Linked DNA regions of Homo sapiens: region 1 is linked to region 2. Evidence: read pairs that join two places in POLR2A ChIA-PET (ENCODE). Cell type or tissue: Panc1. All regions are shown on one strand. Links, peaks and the distances in the headings refer to the core of each region. The heading gives the core; the rest is flanking DNA. Region 1 overlaps PKP4 (plakophilin 4). Region 2 overlaps CCDC148 (coiled-coil domain containing 148).

What was found. Peaks named below come from ENCODE experiments on the same cell type or tissue, not always from the same donor. Only the 100,000 strongest peaks of a DNase experiment are listed, where the experiment ranks them.
Region 1: POLR2A ChIA-PET joins it to region 2 with 6 read pairs; 3 of 35 experiments call an interaction of 5 or more read pairs at or near these places.

The regions. Positions count from the first base shown.
Region 1 is chr2:158,551,613-158,563,407 of GRCh38, forward strand. The region is part of intron 2 of PKP4 (plakophilin 4); the gene reads left to right. Among named protein-coding and RNA genes, the nearest start is that of PKP4, 100 kb to the left of the region's middle. In Panc1, for the core only: no CTCF peak of the experiment used is centred there; no DNase peak of the experiment used is centred there.
Region 2 is chr2:158,386,851-158,398,645 of GRCh38, forward strand. All of the region lies in intron 1 of CCDC148 (coiled-coil domain containing 148), which reads right to left. Among named protein-coding and RNA genes, the nearest start is that of CCDC148, 64 kb to the right of the region's middle. RefSeq lists a silencer at 8,357-8,510. In Panc1, for the core only: no CTCF peak of the experiment used is centred there; a DNase peak (open chromatin) is centred at 5,271.

The DNA.
Region 1 (11,795 bases), core at 2,217-10,216, 170 kb after region 2:
ATCTGTTTCTAAAATATTTTTACTTTATGCAGAAGTATTTTTTAAATCTTTGCAACTATTTATATTTGCTAATTTACCAGTACTTATTCTACTTAGCTGTACCATCAACCTCATTTTTAAAATTATGTTTAAAAGTTAATTATACTTATTCGTAAGTGAAAAAATCAAAATAAGTATCTCACATTTACATATTAGCTTCAGAAAAGTAATTTTGCAGCTTTTGCAATATTAAGTAGTAATTTTGAAACAACTATAACTTTTTTATAGACAGGATAGTCTTATTATAAATTAATATGCTGTCTCTCTAAACTGATTGTGGGAGGCAGAATAATGCTCTCCTCCCCAGAGATTTATTATCCCAACGCTTGGAGCCTATAAACGTTATCTTATTTCAAAACTTTATGGGTGTAAATAAGTTAAAAAATCATGAGATGGGGAGATTATCCTGGATTATCCAGGTGAGTTCTAAATGCCATCACAAGTATCTGTCTATGAGAGAGGCAGAGAGAGACACACGAGAAGGCTCTGTGAAGGTGGAGGCAGGGATTGGAGTGATGTGGCTGCAAGCCAGGGAATGCCAGCTGTCCCCAGAGCCTGTAAGGGGCAAAGAAGAGGTTTTTCCCTACAGCCTCTGGAATGAGTACGTCCCAGCTTACACCTTGATTTCGGCCCAGTGAAAATGATTTCTGATTTCTGGTTTCTAGAACTGTGAGAATAAATTTTTGTTGTTCTATTCCACCAGGTTTGTGGTGATTCGTTATAGCAGCCATAGGATGCTACTACAGAGTTTGGCATCAGGAAGGGGAGTCTGCTGTAACAAATACCTAAAAATGTGGAATTGCTGTGGAATTGGATAATGGGTAGAGTCTGGAATAATTTTTAGCCCCATGATAGGGAAAGCCTAGATTGCTTTAAACAAAACGTTGGTAGAAATGTGGGTATTAAAGGTGGTTCTGGTGAGAGCTCAGAAGGAAATGAGGAATACGTAATTGGAAACTAGAGGAAAGAAAGGTGATTCTTAATATTTACAGGCATACCTTGGTGATACTGGTTCAGTACTAGACCACCGCAATAAAGCTAATATTCCAATAAAGTGAGACATAAATTTTTTTGGTTTCCCAGTGCACATAAAAGTTATGTTTACACTATACTGTAGTCTATTACCTTATGTCTAAAAACCAATGTACATGCGTTATGTCTAAAAACCAATGTACATGCCTTAATTTAAAACTGTATTGCTAAAAATGCTAGTGAAATAAGCACATATTGTTGGAAAAAAATGTGCCAGTAGACTTGCTCAACTCAGGGTTTCCACAGACCTTCAATTTGTAAAAGATGCGATAGCCACAGAGAGTAATGAAGCGAAGTGCAGTGAAACAAGATATGCCAATACTGGTAGAAAACTTAGCTGAATTGTCTCTCCCAGTCCTGTAGAAAGCATGTAAATGATGGACTTGGATATTTAGGTAAAGAGATTTCCAAGCAGAGCGTAGAAGGTACAGCCTGGTTTCTTCTTGCTGCTAATAACAAAATGTGAGAGGAAAAACAAATCAAGGGGAAACCTCTCAAGCAAAAATGAATCACAGTTTGATAATTTGGAAAATTCTCAGCCTATCCAGGTTGCAAAAAATGGTAAAATTAGGAGATTCACTTTTAGGAAAGTGCTCTAGAGAGAACGCCAAGGATGTAGATAACCTTTGACTAGTGCTGAAGATATCAGGCATGTGACTCCGCAGAAATCAGGAGTGGAGATGAAATTTTCCAGGGAAGATCTGTGGATGACCCACTTGTTTAATGGCACAAATACACAGGAAACCCACAAGTTTTTTGAAAATGTTGTATCAGCAAAAATGCTGCCAGCTTGAACTGAAAAGGACAGAGACAGGTTGAAATATAGGAAAGCTGTTAGACTTCCCAAACTGTACAGGCTTGTCAAAACAGTGCTCAGTTGCAAATATGTGGTCCCCTTAAAGAAAAGGAAAAATGACTTCAAGGATACAGCTTTGGCCTAGAGTCATAGTCTCAGACTTTAAACCTTGTCCCGCTGGGTTTTGAAATTATTTGGGAAAGGTGGCTCCTTTATTCTTTACATTTTTTTTTCCTTTTGGAATGGGAGTGTCATAACTATTATCCTATGTCTATCCCACCACTGTATTTTGGAAGCAGATAACTTATCTTTTAGCTTCACAGAATCAATAGTTGGAGAAGAATTTTGCTCCAGGATGTATTATACTCAAGTCTCCCCTGTACCTGATTTGGATGTTTAGATGATGAGATTTGGGATTTTTGAGTGATGAAATTTATGTGAGATTTGACCCTTCTAGTTGATGCTGTAATGGTTTGAGACTTTTGGAGATGTTGGAATGGGTTGCATGTATTTGGGACATGGGACAGACATGAATTTATTTCTTTAACATCTGGTTATTCTCCTGCCCTCTGTGTTCTCAAGCTAAGTAGGTGGGGTCAGCATTCTCCTTGCCCCCCGGTTGTTGCCTGCCTTTACACGTCCCTGGCTCCTTTGAGACTTCCATGCCTGGCTTTACCATGCTTCCTCCTCTCTCCTGACATTCAGTAGCCTTCTGGCACTCACTGTCATTCGCTGAAGATTCAGCTCATGGCCACCTTCTCCAGTTCACCTCCTGCTGTGGGTCTCCAGGTGACTTCAGTATCTACCTAGACAGCCCATCCAGGCTCTGGTAGGGCAGTCCCTTGGCTTTCTCATCTTGCATTTCCTTTAGACATTATATTCTTAGGCCACAAACTCCTGTCCTTCAGTTCACTTTCTTAGTATTCACTCAGAAATAATTATTATTATTATTTTTTTTTTTTTTGAGACGGAGTCTAGCTCTGTTGCCCAGGCTGGAGTGCAGTGGTGCAATCTTGGCTCACTGCAAGCTCCGCCTTCCAGGTTCACACCATTCTCCTGTCTCAGCCTCCCGAGTAGCTGGGACTACAGGTGCCCGCCACCATGCCAGGCTAATTTTTTGTATTTTTAGTAAAGACGGGGTTTCACTGTGTTAGCCAGGATGGTCTCGATCTCCTGACCTCGTGATCCGCCTGCGTCAGCCTCCCAAAGTGCTGGGATTGCAGGCGTGAGCCACTGCGCCCTGCCAGAAATGATTCTTCATCAAAAATTGCTATCCATTGGTCTTGCCACTTTCTCTATACCTCAAGCAACCCTACTCTTAATATACCAAACTCTTACGGCCCAAGAATAGGGAAGGTAGTTTCTTTAGATAAAAATCAAAATGCCACACCTAGAAGAAAGGTACAAAGATGTTAGGTAGCAAGAACAGCAGGGGTCCACTACATAATACTTGCACAGTGCATGTTTCTGTTATGATTATTTGCTATTTACTTGTTTAAATAATCCTGAATATTCTAATATGAATAGCTTCCAAAGAATATATCTCTTCTTAAAAGCCATGTTTAAACATTAGTACATGTTTTATTTAGTGAAATGATATTTTCTAATTGTTCTCCAGGTAGTTGAGGAAGCTTCCCAGGCTCCTAAGAAGGCAACATGCAACATCAGCAAAAATGATCTGTACCAATCCCTAGTGACCTGTACCAGTCTTATGTAAATTATGAGTGCTTATAAAGTAATTAAGGTTTGAGTTGTTCAGTCCGTTCTTTTTCTCTGAAGCCTGTCTGTGGTGTCTTTGTAATTGTGAGCCAGCTATTCTCCTGCCTAGCAGGCTTTAGGGACACCACCTTTCCCATACATGTGTATATTAAAGAAATGTTAGCTCATCTTAATAATAAAGCAAAATGTAATTAGATCTGCTACAGAAACATCATACTCTGCACTACAAATATAAGTGTAAATAATTTGGAGTAGACACACACCACTGGATAGCTCTATTAGCATCAATAACTAAGAATTGGTTGTATAAAAATAGCCTTACATAAATGCTTCTCTGTTCTTTGATTTAAATATTTCTGAAATGTTTTACTGCCTGCAACACAATTTATACCCAAGTGTGGGAAATGTTTGTTAAATGTCTTGTATTTGGATGTGAAGATGGATGGTAATAGTACTTCACACTCATCTGGATTTGCCTTTGGTTGATTTTCTGATTGTCATGGGTTTTGTCCATGCCACCTGTATCCTCACCTGGTCTCACTTTTGATCATGATATAATTCGTAGGGTGGCTGACAGTTTGAGTTGTACAACCCACAGACATAAACTGGTTTTTTCTTCTGTGGCCTATTTTTTTGTTTGTTCTCAAAATACCATCCCAGCTGAGTTAATAGGCCAAGTCCAAGTATAATCTACTCTGAGACTGAGCTTGGTTTTTTCCATAGCTTGCTTATTTTGGTCACTGCTGATCTAACTCAAGATACTTTAAAACTCTTGATCAAATTCTAAGGACAGGGCATTTATATTCTGTCATAATTAACAGTGAACGATTAAAGACATTTATGAATTAGAGCCAAGATTCAATATTTACTAGTGATAAAGGGCAATGTCTTATTTATCACATTATTACACTGTGACATTGGCAAGTTTTGAAATAGCTTAAAGATGTCTGCCTTATTTTCTAAATAAGAGGGAAATGGGCTACAAACAAACACATCTCAGTGTGATTGTATGTGTGAAAAATATCTTCATATCGGGTAGTTTAGTTTTTAAAGTTCATTCAGTACACTAATGGCTTACAATTTAGTTTAACAGCTCGGTGTGTTGTAATCAAGAGTGTGAAGAGGCAATCAAATACTTCTCTGAGATTCTGCTCCCCAAAGAATTCCTGGCAAGCCTGTTGCTATGGTGCAGTCTCACCTGGGACTTGTTTGGTATCTTTCTCAATTAGATATATTGACAAAAATGAGCTTAAAAACAGAACTCATAGAAAATCCAGAATGGAGAAATACGGATAGATAAATGAAGCATTGTGGCTCTTTCTCTCTTTTTTTTTTTTTTTAACTTGTACTTACCAATTCTTGTTTCTGATCCCAGGAGTCTTAAGATATGCCAAAGATACTACTTTCTCACTGTAACGGATGCTGGATGTCATAGAAGGCACTGTTTATCAGATGAGAAACTGTGAAGATGATCATCTCTAAAACCCTGCAAACTAGATTTTCTGCACCCACAGCTGCTTCCCTGGAACTTTGGCAGCTGTGATAATTGTTGCAGACCATCCCTGTTTGGTACTGCCATTGTATTTAGATAATGTCAAAGAAAGGCTTATGAGTCAGTTATTAAATTGAAGGAGATGATCACGTCAGAGTAAAGCCAGGTAGTGAGACCTCTGTTGGATTACTTAGGCTTATATTATTTTTAAGAGATTATTATCTTGCCCCCTCCACCTTGAAATCAATTTCATTTCCACACCCTGAAGATCATGGCATGGGGCTGAAAGACAGAGTGATAAAGAGCATCAACTCTGGAGTCACACCTTCTAACTGCATATCCCTGCCATGTCATCTACTTGGTGTAGCCTTAGACATTCATGATCTACACCTCTAAAATGAGATTAATAGTAATATATTCCTCGTGGGGTTATTGTAGAATTTAAATAAAAGATGCCTCTCCCATAGAAATTATTCACTGGGTGTTGGCTATATTCACACTTTTGATATGCATAGAAAGCCTTAGTATATACTATGTGGCTCATTGTATGCACTTAATGAATAATAGCCAGTAATACTATTATCATGATACCTTACATGAGTCTGTGTCAGATGTAGACTTACTGAAAACACAGGAGGAAATGTAAGGGAATGGCTAAAATTTGACTTTATCATAAATTGTAGTTGTATGAATGAATGAGCTGGGGTAGTGAACCAGAAAACATCAAGTCATTCTATATACTGTCCTGAATTATATACATGCAAGGTTTCTGGGACTAAAGTCATCCTAGCAGCCTTTGCAGTGAAAATGTTGCTGTTCTTAAATCCAGCTAAGTACATGCTATTTTAAAACACAGTGTTTTTCAAGTGAACTTAATGTGTGCTGCTGAGAAAATGCCAAGTTTTGCCAGATCCTGTATTTTTACCTGTTGTTTGATATTTATGTCATTCATAACATAATACTATTAAAATGCTTTGTTTTTATTGTAATGCTTTAGTTCATTTTAAAAGATAAGTGTCACAGATGTATAGTAAAGTGATAACTTAGGTTTAGATCCAAGGAGAATGAGAGATGGAACAGGACCTGTTTACGTTTGTGTGTGGAAGGTGATGGAGCTATCTAAGAGGATGCTTGGGTTTGAAGAAGGCAGCTGGTTACAGATTGCTAGAATTTGTGAGAGTAAACTGATGTTCTGCATGTGTGTACCTTGAGGTGATTGTGGATCATCCCCAAGAAGAGACCCATTAGATAGCTGGACACATGGACTTGGACCTTGGTCAGGAAGATCTAGGTCAAAGTTGTCGATATGAGATCCACAACCACATAGTTGTTACTTGAAGCCATGGGAGCAGCAGAGGCATGAAGAACACAGGCCCTAGGGTGATCCTCAGGGAATCTAGTCCCCATTCTTTCCCCTGTGCACCATATGACCATGGCTCTATCTCCTCTGAATAATAAGTGTTAACAGTTCCTACTTCATAGGCACAATTACAGAGATATCATTGCCTTTCAATCAATTTGATTTAAAGGCTTAGAATAACAGGTAGCACATAGTACATGCTTTTAGTACATTTCGGCCGATGCTACTATCACTATTATTATTGAGGGACTCACCCAGGGAAAATGTCTAGAGCAAGTAGAAAACTGGAAAAAGCAGTATTTACAAGAGGTGGGGAAGGAACAGGATTCTATGAAGGAGACAGTATAGCCAGAGGAGGCAGGGTGGGCAAAAAATAGAAGGTGATATCTGTGAAGCCAAAGGAAGGATGAATGTCAAGGAGGAAGTCATCAGTGATTTTGAAGGATGCAGAAAGGTCAGGGTAGATAGATGGAGAACAGAAAAGTGCCTTTTGGATGTAGCCACCAAGAAATGGTTAGTAACCTTGGAGAGAACAGTTGGTACAGAGTTTAGAGCAGCAGCCAGATGACAGAGTTGAAGAGAAAATGAGACCTGAATAAGTGGAGAGCCCTTGAAATAAGTGTGTCTGGAAAGGGAAACAGGAACTGTCTGAAGTAAAGGACTGGGGAATTGGGGTGCTGTCAAGAGAGTGATGCGATGGTCAGGCTGAATATGGAAATACATAAAGAGGAGAAGGTGAAGGTGTCATGGGTACAGGGAGTGGGTACTATTGCAGGCTGTGGAAGTTCTGAGTAGTTTAGGAGGTCCCCAAGCAAAATGAGTAAGGGAGGATCAGGGTCAGTGCTTCAGTAGAAGGTTTCCCTTTGGAAACCACGGTGCCTCCTGAGTGAATGGGAGGACTTTGGAAAAAGCTGGCCACAGCTACATTGGTGGTACTTCAGAGAAAAGTCTCACCTGGTATGTAGGATGTTGGGTTAGTTTTTTCTCTTCATCTTTTGTGGGAAACCGCAGACTCTCATGAATGGAAGGCCTTGTCTGTTTTTAGATTTCAGGCTCCAGTGTGAGTTGTAAGGATCCTAGGATATTTCTTGTGAAGAGCAAAAATTGCCCAGTGAAGTATTGATTCCTTTATGGTTCCTGGCCCTGTTCACAGATCCACTTTTCTCGCCACTAGTCCCAAGAGAATTGGGATCAACCCATAGCTTGCTCTGTGGTGATCCTTTCTACAGCCCCTTTAATTCACTTTGCTGATGAATTCAGAAGGTTGTGGGTCTCGGTGGTAGACTGTGTTGTCCTTTCTTTCCAAAGGGACCCAGTCTTCTAACCCTGTTAACACACATGCCTGAGGGAGGCAGGCAGGCACTGTCCCAGGCATTAAGGTTGATGATATCCCTGGGGAGGGTATGGGCCAGTGTGCTGGCCTCTGCTTACAGGAGCCTCAAGCCCTACGCAGGAACCCTGACCTAGCCTGGCACTCTGCGGAGGACTTACACCAAGCATTCAGTTTAGAGATGGCATTCTCTTGCAATTGCGGCTTCCTGCTTCTGGAAGGACAGAAGACAGTTATGGAAGTAAGCTTGATCTTTTCCTGTGTATTAACTGGAGGTAGGGAATTGTTACCATGAAAACTGCCCAGAGTACCTTCAGAAAACAAGGGCAGAGTTTTTTTTGTTTTTTAGTGTTTTCATAAAATAGACAAAGGAAAGGAATTTCTTAAAAGAGTAATATGATGGGAAATACTGAATTAAGACTTTGGGTTGCTTTAAATCAGTATCTGAATATTAAAGAGCAACACAAATGTACCCACCATCCCTGTACTGGCCCTTTTTTTTTTGAGGCAGAGTCTCACTCTTTCTCCCAGGCTGGAGTGCAGTGGCGCGATCTTGGCTCACTGCAACCTCCATCTCCTGGATTCAAGTGATTCTCCTGCCTCAGCGTCCCGAGTAGCTGGGATTACAGTCATGCACCACCACGCCTGGCTAATTTTTGTATTTTTAGTAGAGAAAGGGTTTCACCATGTTGGCCAGGGTGGTCTTGAACTCCTGGCCTCAAGTGATCTGCCCTCCTCAGCCTCCCAAAGTGCTAGGATTACAGGCGTGAGCCACCGTGCCTGGCTGGCATTGATATTTTGCTATCTGCAGGCTGGCTATATAAAGAAATCATGCATTTTAATTTTGTAAGGGTTGTAAGAGTGCCTAATTTGTGTAAATTTCTTGCTTTGAAATTAAATAAATAGAGCATTATGGCTGTAGCAAAAAGGAACCACTATTTTTCTCACTCATTTGTCATGAGTGGTGCTTCAGCCACTACTTCCTTCTTGTGATTTTATGTAAAAAAAAAATGGATCTTCTGTATATGAAGTTTAAGAGGAAAGAACAAAAAATGACATTGAGAACAAAAAAGGGTTATTGAGAACAGAATATGATCAGAAGATAAAAGAGGTAAATTATTAACTAAGTGTCATGATAACATTGTACAATGCTAAGAGCTTAGTAAAAATGGAATCCAAGGCATCTGTCTATGGCAGAAATTACTTAATTTTTTTTTCTCTACTTAGGAAATGAAAATATATTTCCAAATTTTTGGCAAGTGAACCTCTTAGGAAAGAACGTGGTATATTAAAAAAATAAAAATTTATATTTTACTTTATCATGCCTAACTCTTTAAAAAATAGCTCACAGCATTTAGCATTTTGTTCATGTACTTCACACCCAACTCCTCTGATGTGGTTGTTACTCCCATTTTACAAGTGATTAAACTGGGGTTTACAGATGTTTAAGTGACTTGTCTAATATTATATAGCTAGTAAGTGACAGAGCCTAGCGTCAGATCCAAGTTGATACCAAAATCCTATAATCCTTCCATATTTGTTCTAATCTTTGTCAAATCGTATGCCTTTAAAGAGGCTTACAAGTTGTTAAACTACAGGACAGGTGGCCTACCGGCTGAATCTGGCCCTCGCCTGTTTTTTATAGCCTGCAAGCTAAGAATGTTTTATACAATTTTTAATGGTTAAAAAATAATCAAAGGCAGAATATTTGATGACGCCTGAAAATTAGATGAAATCAAATTTCAGTTTCCATATATATTATAAAATCTTACTGGAACACAGGCACACTCGTCATTTATGTTTATGGCTGCTTTTGCACTCCCAGGTCAAAGGTGAGTAGTTGTGACACAGACCTGTGCTATGGTCCACAAAGCCTAAAATATTTACTGTGTATCTGGCCTTTTCTAGAAAAAGTTTGCCAACTGCTGCTCTAGGATATTAGAACAAAAATCTGTGATAAGAAGTTTTGTATGGGGCCCGAAAGCTTGTTAAAGCTCTCACACACCTTAGGTCTTTTGATCATTTCAGCAGCCAGCAATGCAGATGGTGTTGCCTTGTTGAACCAATGGGGAATGGATGCCAAGCCCTGTGGTCTCATCAGCACCATGCAGTTTGTTTATGTTCACTGACTTTCTAGGTGCCTACTTTTATTTGGCATCTTAAAACAGGGATTTGTTTTGACCCTTCAGCTTGAATGTTTTAATCCAATTCCCTGACTTCCTTGAAGAGAAACTTCATATCTAATTTAGACCACCTCTGCTCTGTGGCCCCAGGCCGACTTCCCAGGTTACATGAGTGCTCGTCGCACTTTGTTATGATTGTGGAGCGCAGGCACTGGTGTTGCCTCTGCTTTTCCCTCTTTCTCTCTACCCATCGCAGTGTTTAAACAAATGAATGTATAATCAAGTCAGTCTTTTTTTTTTTTTAATTTAAGTTCTAGGGTACATGTGCACAACATGCTGGTTTGTTACATAGGTATACATGTGACATGTTGGTTTGCTGCATCCATCAACATTAGGTATTTCTCCCAATGCCATCCCTCCCCCCAGCCCCCCACCCCCCGACAGGCCCCGGTGTGTGATGCTCCCCGCCCTGTGTCCAAGTGTTCTCATAATCAAGTCAGTCGTTTAAATTACAGAAGAAAAAGTCATAGAACTGTTTTCATCCTGGGAGATAAGGCCTTTCACTATTGAATTTTGTGAAAGTTAGTAGTTTCTTGATGGGAAAAGAAGCCAGGAGAGGAGAAAATAGAAATATGAATTTTAAGATATGTTTTGTTGCAGAATTTGGCTTAAGTTTTGTATAGACTTTTGGGACTTTAAAAAAATACATAAAAATAACCCAAGTTGTTTTTAATGACAAGTTGTTTCTATTGGCAGTCCATTGACAGATGAATGGATAAACAAAATGTGGCATATATATTGCGATGGAATATTTATCCTTAAAAAGGAAGTAAATTCTGTAAACCTTGAGGACATTATGCTAAGTGAAATAATGCCAATCACAAAAAGACAAATAGTATATACATAATTTCATTTATACAAGGTGCCTAGAGTAGTCGAATTCATAGAGACAGAAAGCACAGTGGTGGTTGCCAGAGGCTGGGTAGAAGAGGTAACTGGGAGTTGTTTTTTCAGTTTGGGATGATGAAAAAGTTCTGGAGATGGATGATGGTGATGGTTGCACAACAATGTGAATATACTTAAAGCCCTGTACAATTAAAAATGGTTAAAGTGTTACATTTTGTTAGCATATATTTTGTCACAGTAAAAATATATACATATATCATCACCTGTTTAAAATATCATGTCTACTTTGAATACCTAATCAAAATTATGTATTACAAAAGAATGATTACTCTTTCAAACTATTTGTTTATCAAATGAAAAATTTACTATGTGATACATGGTATCGAAGTGATTCAGCCCTAACATGATTCAAAATTTAAAGTTAATTGGGTCCTCTTGCGTGTTTTATTTTCAAAGCATATTTATATAAAATTTTTAAGAATGATTAGGTAGATATAAGATTACGGTTGATTATCAGTTGCTCTTTCCTTCCTTACTGATTAGCAATTTATGGAAGAAATTAATTAAAACCGTAGAGTAAGCCAAAAAGCATCTTTCTAAAGATACCAGTTCTTTATTAAATCCTGTGGAGTTTCCAGAGAAATACATACAGTAGAATCTATTAAAGCAAACAGTTCATTTTACAGCATATATATTTAAGATGTTATATATTTCATGCCCTTCATGAAAATTAATTCTTAAAACATTTTCTTTGATAGGTCAGAATTGGAACATTTAACTATTAGTAAAAATTGGGATTGTAGTGTGGTTTTACGTAAGCAAACAACTCTTACTCTATTTTATTTACAAAAATTAATAACAAAAATAAATGCCCAAGGTAGAGGGAATTAAATACTCAGAAGTATAAAATGAAAAGTAAGCCACCCTACAGGCATCCAGTCCCATTTCCCAAAGGTTAAAACTTCCTCTAAAGTTAAGTTTTTTGAGTATACATCAAG
Region 2 (11,795 bases), core at 1,154-9,153:
CACCTTCATTCACCTTTCATTACCACTCATTTCTAGCTCCAACAATCTGCCCTATTCTTGTTCTAGTTTTTGCCAGTGAATCTCTGGCAAGCAATTCAAACTCATGGTTACATTCCAGCCACATAACAAGTGTCTTTGCAGGGACAAAAATGGGACTATAAAAAATACATATATGGTTGTGGAGTTCTGTGTTCTTTTGAAACCTTTCTTTGAATGTTTCCTTTCTTTCTGTCACAACATAATTTTCCAGCCTCTTCTGGGTCTTTGCTCGTCACAGTCTAGATCAAATATTTTTCCAAGGAGCTCTGGTTCCTTGGAGAATGGCATTAGAAGGCAAGCTTTGGGCACTAGATGTGTTCATGGCCACTGAGATGTCACTACTTCTAGGCTCACCCAGTAGGCAAAGCTAGAAAACACAGGCCCACACATTTATATCATTATCTATATCTATATCTATATCTATATCTATGAATATACACTGATATCTCCAACTGCAATACAACAGTGTAGGGTTCATTATAGTTTTCTCCTCTCCTATATTTGTAACTTCTTTCTCCAACAGTGAGAAGTCCAGCTGCCGTTAACTTTTTATCTTTTATTTGATCAACTCCCTATATAAAATCTCATCCCTCATCTATAATACCACCTCTCTTCTACACAGATGCCTCCCTTATCCCATTTGGGTCCCAACAGCCCACAGTCAGTGCTCCCCTGCCTTCACTCACATGAGCTACAATATTCCATGGCAGATTCTACCCTTCCAAATATACTTCTTCCTCACTCTGACTCCCCATTCTGCCCCCCACCCCATTGCGTGAGCCTGCTTTCCACTCCAGTTGAGTTTCAAAACCCCATGTCAGGCTGTCCCTCCATGATGATGTTCTTCTCACTCTGCTTGGGCACTGACACAGTGCACTAGTCACCCATTCATGGTACCTCTTCCACCCCCACCTTGCTTGTGCTCTGACACCCATATCAGGCCGCCCTTACACATAAATGTGGTCCTTACCCGCATTGGTCTCTGACCCAGTGAAGGTCAGCCTTCCTAAACAAATGCCCTCCTTTCCCCTTTTTGGGCTCCAACACCATAGTTTGGGCCACTGCAGTTCCCTCCCAGTTCCAGTGTAGAGACCAGCACTGTTCTGCTCCTTATAAGGATTTAGGACTGAAAGTTCAGGAAGGGACAAAGAAGAGAAGGAAACTGGGTAGAGGAAACATTGTTTTCTTCCTATATGGATAATGCACATCAACAGAAATTCTCTAATTTGTTGCTATTATGGCTTAACAGTTTTCTATTGGTAACTCTAAAAATGTTTGATACACAAATTAATTCCTTCTATAAGTAGTCATACCCTTAGAAAAGAAGCCAGTCAGTATTTTCTGAAGTCTTGTTATTCCAAGAAATTGAAACCCATATTCATCAAATTAATGAAATCAGTTACTTTTTAAGTGCTCATAATTATGGGTAACCAATGACAAGGGCAGGGAACAGTACCCATTATCCCCACCAGGGAGGAAAGGGTCACAGTACTCAAGAGCATGAACTCTGGAGCTAGAGTGTGGGATTCCAAACCCAGCTCTAACACCCTTGGCAAGTTCCTTAGCTTCTTTGTGTTTATGTTTTTCTATCTTTATTTTTATTTTATCTATTTATTTATTTTGAGACGGAGCTTCACTCTTGTCACCCAGGCTGGAGTGCAATGGTGCAATCTTGGCTCACTGCAACCTCCACCTCCTGAGTTCAAGCGATTCTCCTGCCCCAGCCTCCCAAGTAGCTGGGACTACTGGTGCCCGCCACAATGCTCGGATAATTTTTGTATTTTTAGTAGAGACAGGGTTTCACCATGTTGGCCAGGCTGGGCTCGAACTCCTGACCTCAGGTGATCGACCTGCCTGGGCTTCCCAAAGTGCTGGGATTACAGGTGTGAGCCACCACACTGGCCTCTTTCTATGTTTAAAATGAAGAAAATAGTAATACTTTCTAGAGTTGTGAGGATTATAGCAGATAATACATAAAAACTTCTTAGAAGACATCTGGTGTCAAAAATATCATCTGAAAATATTAGTTATTAATGTTGTTACAAAGGTAGTTGCAGATGCCTGAAAACATGTCCAGAGATTCTGTGATTCTTAGAGCCTGATTTGAGAAACAATATATTAAAATGTAGACACTGTCACAAAGGTAACTCTTGGCACTAATGTCATAAATCCACGGACACAAAAATAGGCATCAATATTGTATGGATGGATTTAAACTACACATACTCTTCCTTAAAAATTACGTTTGAAATAACACAAAGTATTTAAATTCTCATAGAGAACTTAAAAATCTCACAGCATATGTTGGTGGTCCCCAATATGAGAAACACGTTTGTATAACATAATATATTTTTCATTCTCTCTACGACTTGAGGAAATATATAAAAAGACCAAATAGTCCTTCAATGAATTTGGTTTTAACCAGGACTCCTTTCAACTATTTTAAATAAACAAAACACAAAACAAGAATGAAAAAGAAACAAAACAAAATCAAATGAAGTTTATGTATGACAGAATTCATGCTAATTTACTGCAAAACATGACAAAACTGTGATAAAGTTAATTGGGCTGATCCCAGATCAATTTCAATTCTCAGTTCACATTCTCTTAAAAGAAGGGCCAGATAATTATTCTTTCAAAAGCACTTATCCATGTCGTCACAAACTAATTAAAGTAAAACTTCATCTTTCTTCATTTTAAAATCATTTCACCATAGAGCTAAGTGAAAAATGCTCTGTAGGACCACAACATTACCTATTTATTTGTAAAGATGTCTTCTTTGACTAGAATTCATCCTGCTCTGACTTTACTTGTAATTATTTTCTCATGATTCAAAATGTATTTCCAAGACAACTTTTGCACATTTAAAAAATTCAGCACAAAAGTTTAAGTGGAGTAGTGCAGATGAAATGTCCTGCTCTAAATTAGGCTTACACTTCCTTTGGTCATTTTAAAATGCTATTGTCAAATCTGACTCAGGACAGGCTTTGCACTGGCTGCTGTAGGAGTAGAAGCCTTAATTGCCTTTCCAGAAACAGAAAAGAAAGATTATATTGGTAATTCCCATGCTTCAATATGTATGTACCTTTTTACTGATCAAGGTCATTTCTTAGCACTTGTATCAGAGAAAATTCTAGTCTAATGACTGAAGGTGTCCCACTTTACAAAAGAAGTTATTTTAAGAACTTCTACCCTATATGCTGCTTAGGACTACAGTAGATATAAAATAACTGCCTTTTGTCCTTTAGTGAAAACCATTTGAAAGTACAAGGAAGACTTAAAACAGCTATGGTTTATATAATCTTGAAACTTACATATTATATGGCTCAATTCCTCCCAGGCAAAAAGCTGGAAGGGGATTCTCTGAGAAACCAGTCTTCAGTCAAGACAAAGGGATAGAAGGACCAAACGACATACCAAGACACAAAGAACAGGAAAGCTAAAGGCCAAATAGGCCAGGAAGAGAGTTAAGAAGTGAGAAAGACTGGGCCAAGAGTCCAAGTTTGGAATTAAGGAAATGATGCTGAGAAAGAACAGATGGGAATAAAAGTGGGAAAGTCAAAAAAGAGTGGTGGGGCTGCAAATTAACTGTTGCAGCAGAAATTTCTGAAACTCGTTTTAAATAGCCAAACTCTTATAAACAAAATTCCTTCTCCAAAATTTTAAACTTGAGGCCAAAGAAAGCCTGAAGTCAGTCTTTACCCAGTGACTAGAGATCTAAGACATACCAAAGCTTAACAGCTGTCATAAGCTATGTTTCCCACTGAAAAAACAGGTCTGCAGTGAGCATGAAGCCAACATGCTGAGAGATGAAGGTGATGTTTATTCTGAGACCAGGCTGCATTCTAGCCTTTCCTTGGTGTCTTTTGCGCTACCTTTTTCGGCATTTCTAGCCAAGAAGTCTTTTTTTTCTTAAGGTAGATTGCATTGTAACTAAGAATCCTGACAAATAACACTCCAGCAGTGTAAAGGTTTGACAGAAAGCAATTTGCTATTGGCAGAACCACTCAGCATCTCCACAGAGCACCAAGGTTCCCCAGGTCAGAGACTGAAAACCACTGCCCTATACAATAGCTGTTATTTGAGACTTATCTTTATGGGCAGGCAAAGGTGTAATACATGGCTGGTGCCAGGGGTGAACATACACATACTTCATTCATTCATTTGACAAAATATTTGTTGTATTCTTATTACATTCTAGACACTCTACTATGCATGGAGGCTACAACAGTGAGTGAAAGGATATGTTTCCTGCTTTCATGGTGCTTACTGTCTAGTGGCCTCTTGTGATGATGAACCGTGAATTACAGAAGGGCAAGCTCCATTTACTATTGATGGCTGCAACTCTTTCCCAATAATGTAATAAAAAATATTTGTGCTCAAAATGGATATTCTATATTTATCATGAACATTTAATTAAAAGGTCAATATTACTTGTGAATTGCCTATATTACTACTCCTAAACCATACAAGCTAAGCTTATAACTATCATAAAATTTTAGAGAACATTTAACCAAGATGACACAGATGAATTAAACATTTGCTACCCAAGTAATGAGACTTTATACTACTAGTTGCTGAAATTGTTTTGCTCTATTAAAATATTAGAAAAATGATCTTTCCTTATTTCTGAAAACACAAGTATATTGCTAGTCCATATTGCTTGCCTCAGCACTTATTATTATTTAAGAATAAAAATAATTAACAGATCCCTCTATTAGGAACCCACAACATCCAAGGATAAGTAATTCTTAAATAGTAAAACAATTGAGGCCTAAGGTGAAATTTTTGTTGCAATATCATGACATGAATTAGATTCTTTTCACTTATACTGAAGGATGAGGCATGGGCTTGCAGAATTGTGTAAGTAAAGTTGTAATCATTTATCAGAAAATAGCTTTGGGACTGTGATTACACAGACATAAGCAAAATCACTCAGTAATTCAGGTGAGCATATCAGGCAATAAAGGTTCCTTGGTAACAGGGGCACAAGTGGTGGTGTGAGGGGATGAGACCTGGAGGAGGATCTGAAAAAGAGGAGGCAGTTTTAGGGTGAAATCAAAAGGAGAACAGTCCCAGATTCTCCCCAACTGGCAGTATCTCCCTTTCCCCATGAGACAGAAAGTGATGACTTCACCAGATAAATTCACGCTGCAGAAGGGTCATAATTTCATTGCATACTCAGACATAAATCCACTTCCTGCATCTGAGTCATCAGGTTCTTTCATCTTGGTTTCTCACCTCTAGTTTGAGATTATAACACTCCCCATCCTATATTCATTCTTCTATTGATTTATTCACTCATTCAATATTTACTGAGCATATAATATGGTCCAGTCATTGTGCTAGGCGCTTGAGCTACAAAGATGAAAACAATACAGTCTCTATTCTGCAACAGCTCTGGGCATTCATCTCTAAATTCATAGTAGTGGTCTGTAACTTTTTTATTACATATGCCTACTAATGCACTTTTCAGCATGTTCTGTCAATAATGAATATTTATTACAGGTTGAGCATCCCAAATCCCAAAATCCAAAATGCTCCAAAATTTGAAACTTTTGAGCACCAATATGATATTCAAAAAAATGTCCACTGGAGGAGTATTTCAGATTTTAGATTTTTGGATTTGAGATGTTCAACTGGTAAGCATAATGCAAACATTCCAAAATCCCAAATCCAGAACACTTCTGGTCCCAAGCATTTTGGATAAAGGATACTAAACCTATATTTGTAAACTATTACAATTATCATAAATTATTTGCATTACTATATACTATATAAATTATTTGTATTACTATATTACTTTCATCTACTCTCTCAGGGCAAAATAAACCCTTAAGATAATGTTACTAGACAGCAATAGTGAAACACAGATATAAATCTATATTTTAAATTATCTGAGTCATTTTAAATCTTCTATAAGATGTTACTGGATTGCTACTGTTGTTGTTACTGTGATGGGCCTGATGTCAGAGACATTGCATACGACTGCACACAACCACATGCCATGCTATTGCTGACAGTGTTTGTAGCAGTATAGAGGAGTCAGCTCTGGCTTTTTCCTGTCATTTGTGTGCTTACATTACAAGTATTATCTACAAGTCAGGGTGTTTCTGTAGGAATATATTTAAGATACTTGTCCATCTTGTGAAGGTAGTTTTAGTTTAAAAAAAAAAGTTAACATAATCTGTAAATCCTCTTAAAACCAGATAAAAATAACTATAACATTTCATAATATGCTGAATATAAGCAAATGTGTGAGAGCAAACCTGGAATAATAGGGGAACTGAGTGAAGGTGCCAGGATGGATGTATACATGAAACATTAGAAAAGCTTACCATATTGCCTTAGATTTCAAATCAATAAAAATAGGTCGAATGCTGCCTGGATCATCTTGTACTCTACATGAAGGAACTCTGGTCTGTGGAGTGAGGCAGAGATCATGATATCGTAGCTATGCTACTGGAGCACAAAAGGCAGATAGCCTAATTTTGCTTAGGATGGAGGGCCAAGGTGGAGAAAGATAGGACAGGTGATGTATAAGGTGAGTCTTTAATAGCAGGGGGCTTTCATCAATTATAGGGAAAGGGAAGGCCTTAGAAAACACAGATATTTGAGTGATGGGGCCACAAGGGTGGGATATGTTTGAAGTAGTACAAGCAAGCAATTCTGTGTAGCTACAGGTTAGGGGGCCAAGTGGGCAGACTCAGATACAGACAGAGAAAAAAACTGATAAAAAGAGGATTGACAGAAATCTGCTGATGCCAAGAACACCGATGGCTTCAATTTTGAAAAGGGCAGCCAAAATTAAATAGATGAGCTGACAAGAGAGCAGATCACAGAGGTGGATGGATTTTTAAAGAGAAATCATTGAGGAACATGTCATATTAAAAGACATTGCTATAGATAACCTTTCTTGGGAACTAAATAAATGGGTCTTTTCTCCAACAGTATCACAAAAAATAGAACAGTTTCACCCATAAAAGCCTTTCCTTATACCAGATATCTGTGGGATAGACAAATGGAATAATTATATAACAAATTTGATTTTAAAGGATGTGATTGTCATTTTGCCTTTAATGACCAAAGAGCCTTCCGAGTTCCTAGATCCTAATATTCTTCTTTGTAGATCTCTTACTCTTCAATACCAGTAAGGGACTCTGAGGACTGACCAAAGAGGTATGTTTAAGGTTCAAATGGATAAGTCATTATCACCTGACTCATTCCACTTACAACCACTGTCCATCAGTTTTGAGTTTATTTACAGAGGGTAAAGCTTAGTTATTATGCACTAATATATGCAAAACATTTGCATATATTCTTCTACTCCTAGAAAATTCAGAAATTGCAGAGAGACAGTGTATTATAGTAAGGCAAAGCAATAATTTCCATTGACAAATAAATAGGGAAATAAGTTGAGGATCCCAAGCTGCATCTGAACCAAAATGAAAGAATAAAATTTTTCATAGCTGATATCTAAAATGAACAAAAAGGGAAAGAAAATAGAACTATTCTGAGACTTCTAAAAACTTGGGAGGTAGGATTCAGGTTACAAGAAGGCATGAGCAAACTCTAGGAAGGCTGGCACAGTAAACATTTAGGGCTGTTTTGGGCAAAGCTGTCTAATAAATAACAGTCAGTACTAAGGTTTAACAGATGTCAGGGAATTCTGAGTACTGAATCACCCTGAATTCTTCCAAATTCTCATTCTCACTTCCAGAAGGAAAAAAAAAAACTGTGGAGAAACCCCACATTCCTTGGGGCTTCAGAAGTAGGGAGAAGGAAAGACCAACTAAAACTTGGAGAGTCGGCCCCTCCTCTGTTCCCTTTCATGAGCCTCATACCCTCAATAGGGCCTCTCTCCTTGAGGTAATCACAGATGCTAACTCACAGGCAGTAAAACTTGCCCACCTCATTCTGACTACACCCTGACAACTAAGAAATTTTTCATTCACCCTCCTCCAACGCCAAAACTCTATTGTTTGTTCTCCTTCTAAAATGAGTTATCTTATTATAAAAAATTCAAACAATACATTGAAAGTCCATAATCCTATCCCTTAGAGAGAGCTATTTTGTGATTATTTCTTCAGCTTTGTTTTCTCTTTAATTATTGACAGAGTCTGTTCCTTAATCAGGAAAAAAGAACATTAATTTTCTAAAGATAATAGTTTTATTTTAGAAACATAAAAAATATTCAAAATCTAATTCACAGCCAAAAAAAATGCTACATTTCTGTACCATAAATATAATAGGATAAAAAACACCAGCCAATAATATGGTTTTGTCTAGTTGAGGGGACAGATCTAGGCAAAAGGTAACATAATTAACAAACTTCTGTGCCCACTCTTCTGCTTCTGAAGCAGCCAGAAACCTGCCCGTGGTACACAGGGCCTATCCCAACTTCCACAGCCCAGTCACCCCATCTAATCAATGACACATATTTCTGAAGAGCCACTTCCTCCTCCCTGCTGTCCAGGGAAATTCCTATTATCTCAGCTAGTTGTTTGAAGGATATAATCTGATTAACTTCATGTTAACAAGTGAATGAAGGAAAGACTGCTTGAGCAGGCACCTACACAGGAGTATGCTTGTTAAAACTAAAGAATCTGTAAAGGCTCAAATTTCAGCCTGAGTGATAATGTGAAAGGGAATAATTTCTGGTAGTGTACAAAGATAATTTTGATTAGAGGAATCTCCTTGTTGAAACTGAAAGTCATGCTGAACAACATGGACAGCCTTTCCCTGCCTATGTGAGATCCAGCATAATGCCAACTTCACAGCAATATGTCACTGTAAAGGCAGCAGAGCTGAGCAGGAAGACAAAGGGCTCTGGAATCATGCACATCTGGATTCACACCCCACACTGCCCCTTGCTAGAGCTATACATTTTTGGCAAGTTGCTGCTATTATTTTTTGACCTCTCAAATATCTATCCTCACATGTCTAACAGGAATGTTATGGGAATTAAATAAAATAGCTATACAAAGTGCTTGGCACATAGTAGGGGCTTAAGAATACAATCATTATTACTTATGTGATTTCTTTCAGTCTTTATACAACATTTAATAAACTGGGATTTCCCCAGAGTCTTCCGTAAAGCAATTGTTGATGGAATGGCTAAGGACAGTCCAACTACTGGCCAATACGGAAGATTATATCTCTTATTGTATTGTGTCATCACTCATTGACATGGTTTGAATGTTCCAAAATTTTTCCCTGAGAGAGGTAACACATCAGGCCCAACTTGGTCCCCAGACATAATTATTTTAACCCTCACAGTGTTTTGTTTAGCTTTTCATTTGCATCTAATGCCAATATTTAATAATTGAGAAATATTATATAAAATCCATGTTTTCATCATCTTTTTAAAATTTCTGCACTAAAAAGTTTATTTCTCTATGAGAACAACTGCTGGATTTAGTAGTAGCTGTCATTTTTTTAGATAGGACATATGTTCTCCAACAACCCCAGTCCCCACCATGCCTCATAGCACCCCAACACTGAGGAAGAATGTCAGTTGCCATTTATCATCTAGCTTGCACTGCTGTCTTCCTAATTCTGGGCCCTGTCCACCAACTTTCACTTCTGAACTGGCTCCTATAGGCATTTGAGTCAGTGGCCTCTGCCCCAAGAGCCAATTAATGTATTCCAGAATGTGGAACAGTGTACTCAGGTTCTGAAATTAAACCTGGCTTTGAATACCGATTCTCCATGTTACTACTCAGGCAATTTGCTTCACCTGCAGAGCCTCAGCATCTTCAACTCTACAAGAGAAATAGTGACAGACTCACCTCACAGGGTCATTGGAAGGTTTAAATCATATAATGCATGTTCAGAAGTTTTCATCATACTTTGTTGTAAAAAGGGGCAAAAATGTTAACTACTACTAAGACAATGATGATGACTACTACTACTACTATTATTATTATTGCTGCTGCTGCTATTACCACAATTACTTCTAGTAGCACTACCAAAATTACTACTACTCTTAGGTGGGAAGGTTAAAAACACTTATTGGCTTTCCTCAATCTTATTTCTGCTTTCTCAAGCTAGAACTTGAAATTCATTTGGAAACTCTTATGGAATATGGAGTCTTTCAAAAGTGGGAAAGAGCAGTTTCTATCTGCTGCTGACCTTGAGAACAGGGATGTACGGTGCAAAATGAAGTGAGAGCACTCCCACTCTCCAGGCAGCAAGACCACTAGCAAGCCAGACCCACACTTAAGCTCAGGTGAAGAAGGCAAGAATCTGTCTCAAAATCTCAGTAAGAAATATTTTTCAGATAAACCAACCCAGGAGACAGAACTATGGCATGGGGAGGATAAGACCTCTAAAGATTTGAAGCTAGACAAGGCAGGCCAACATTCAAATTCAGGAAATACAGAGAACACTACAAAGATAATCCTCGAGAAGAGTAACCCCAAGACACCTAATTTTCAGATTCACCAAGGTGGAAATGAAGGAAAAAATGTTAAGGGCAGCCAGAGAGAAACGTCGGGTTACCCACAAAGGGAAGCCTATCAGACTAACAGCGGATCTCTCTGCAGAAACCCTACAAGCCAGAAGAGAGTGGGGGCCAATATTCAACATCCTTAAAGAAAAGAATTTTCAACCCAGAATTTCATATCCAGCCAAACTAAGTTTCATAAGTGAAGGAGAAATAAAATCCTTTATATACCAGCAAATGCTGAGAGATTTTTGTCACCACCAGACCTGCCTTACAAGTATTCCTGAAGGAAGCCATAAACATGGAAAGGAACAACCGGTACCAGCCACTGCAAAAACATGCCAAATTGTAAAGACCATAGACACTATGAAGAAACTGCATCAACTAATGGGTGAAATAACCAGCTAACATCATAATGACAGGATCAAATTCACACATAACAATATTAACCTTAAAAGTAAATGGGCTAGGTGCCCCCAATTAAGAGACACAGACTAGCAAATTGGATAAAGAGTCAAGACCCATCAGTGTGCTGTATTCAAGGGACCCATCTCACGTGCAAAGACACACATAGGCTCAAAATAAAGGGATGAAGGAAGATCCACCAAACAAACAAACAAGAAAAGCAAGGATTACAATCCTGGTCTCTGATAAAACAGATTTTAAACCAACAAAGATCAAAAGAGACAAAGAAGGCCATTACATAATAGTAAATGGAACAATTCAACAAGAAGAGCTAACTATCCTAAATATATATACACCCAATACAGGAGCACCCAGATTCATAAAGCAAGTTCTTAGAGACCTACAAAGAGACTTAGCCTCCCACACAATAATAATGGGAGACTTTAACACCCCACTCTCAATATTAGACAGATCAACAAGACAGAAAATTAACAAGGATATTCAGGACTTGAACTCAGCTCTGGACCAAGCAGACCTAATAGACATCTACAGAACTATTCATCCCAAATCAACAGAATATACATTCTTCTCAGCACCACATCACACTTATTCTAAAATTGACCACATAGTTGGAAGTAAAACACTCCTCAGCAAATGTAAAATAACAGAAATCACAACAAGCTGTCTCTTAGAATGCAGTGCGATCAAATTAGAACTCAGGATTAAGAAACTCACTCAAAACCACACAACTACATGGAAACTGAACAACCTGTTCCTGAATGACTACTGGGTAAATAACAAAATGAAGGCATAAATAAAGATGTTCTTTGAAACCAATGAGAACAAAGGCATAACACACTACCACCTCTGGGACACATTTAAAGCAGTGGGTAGAGGGATATTT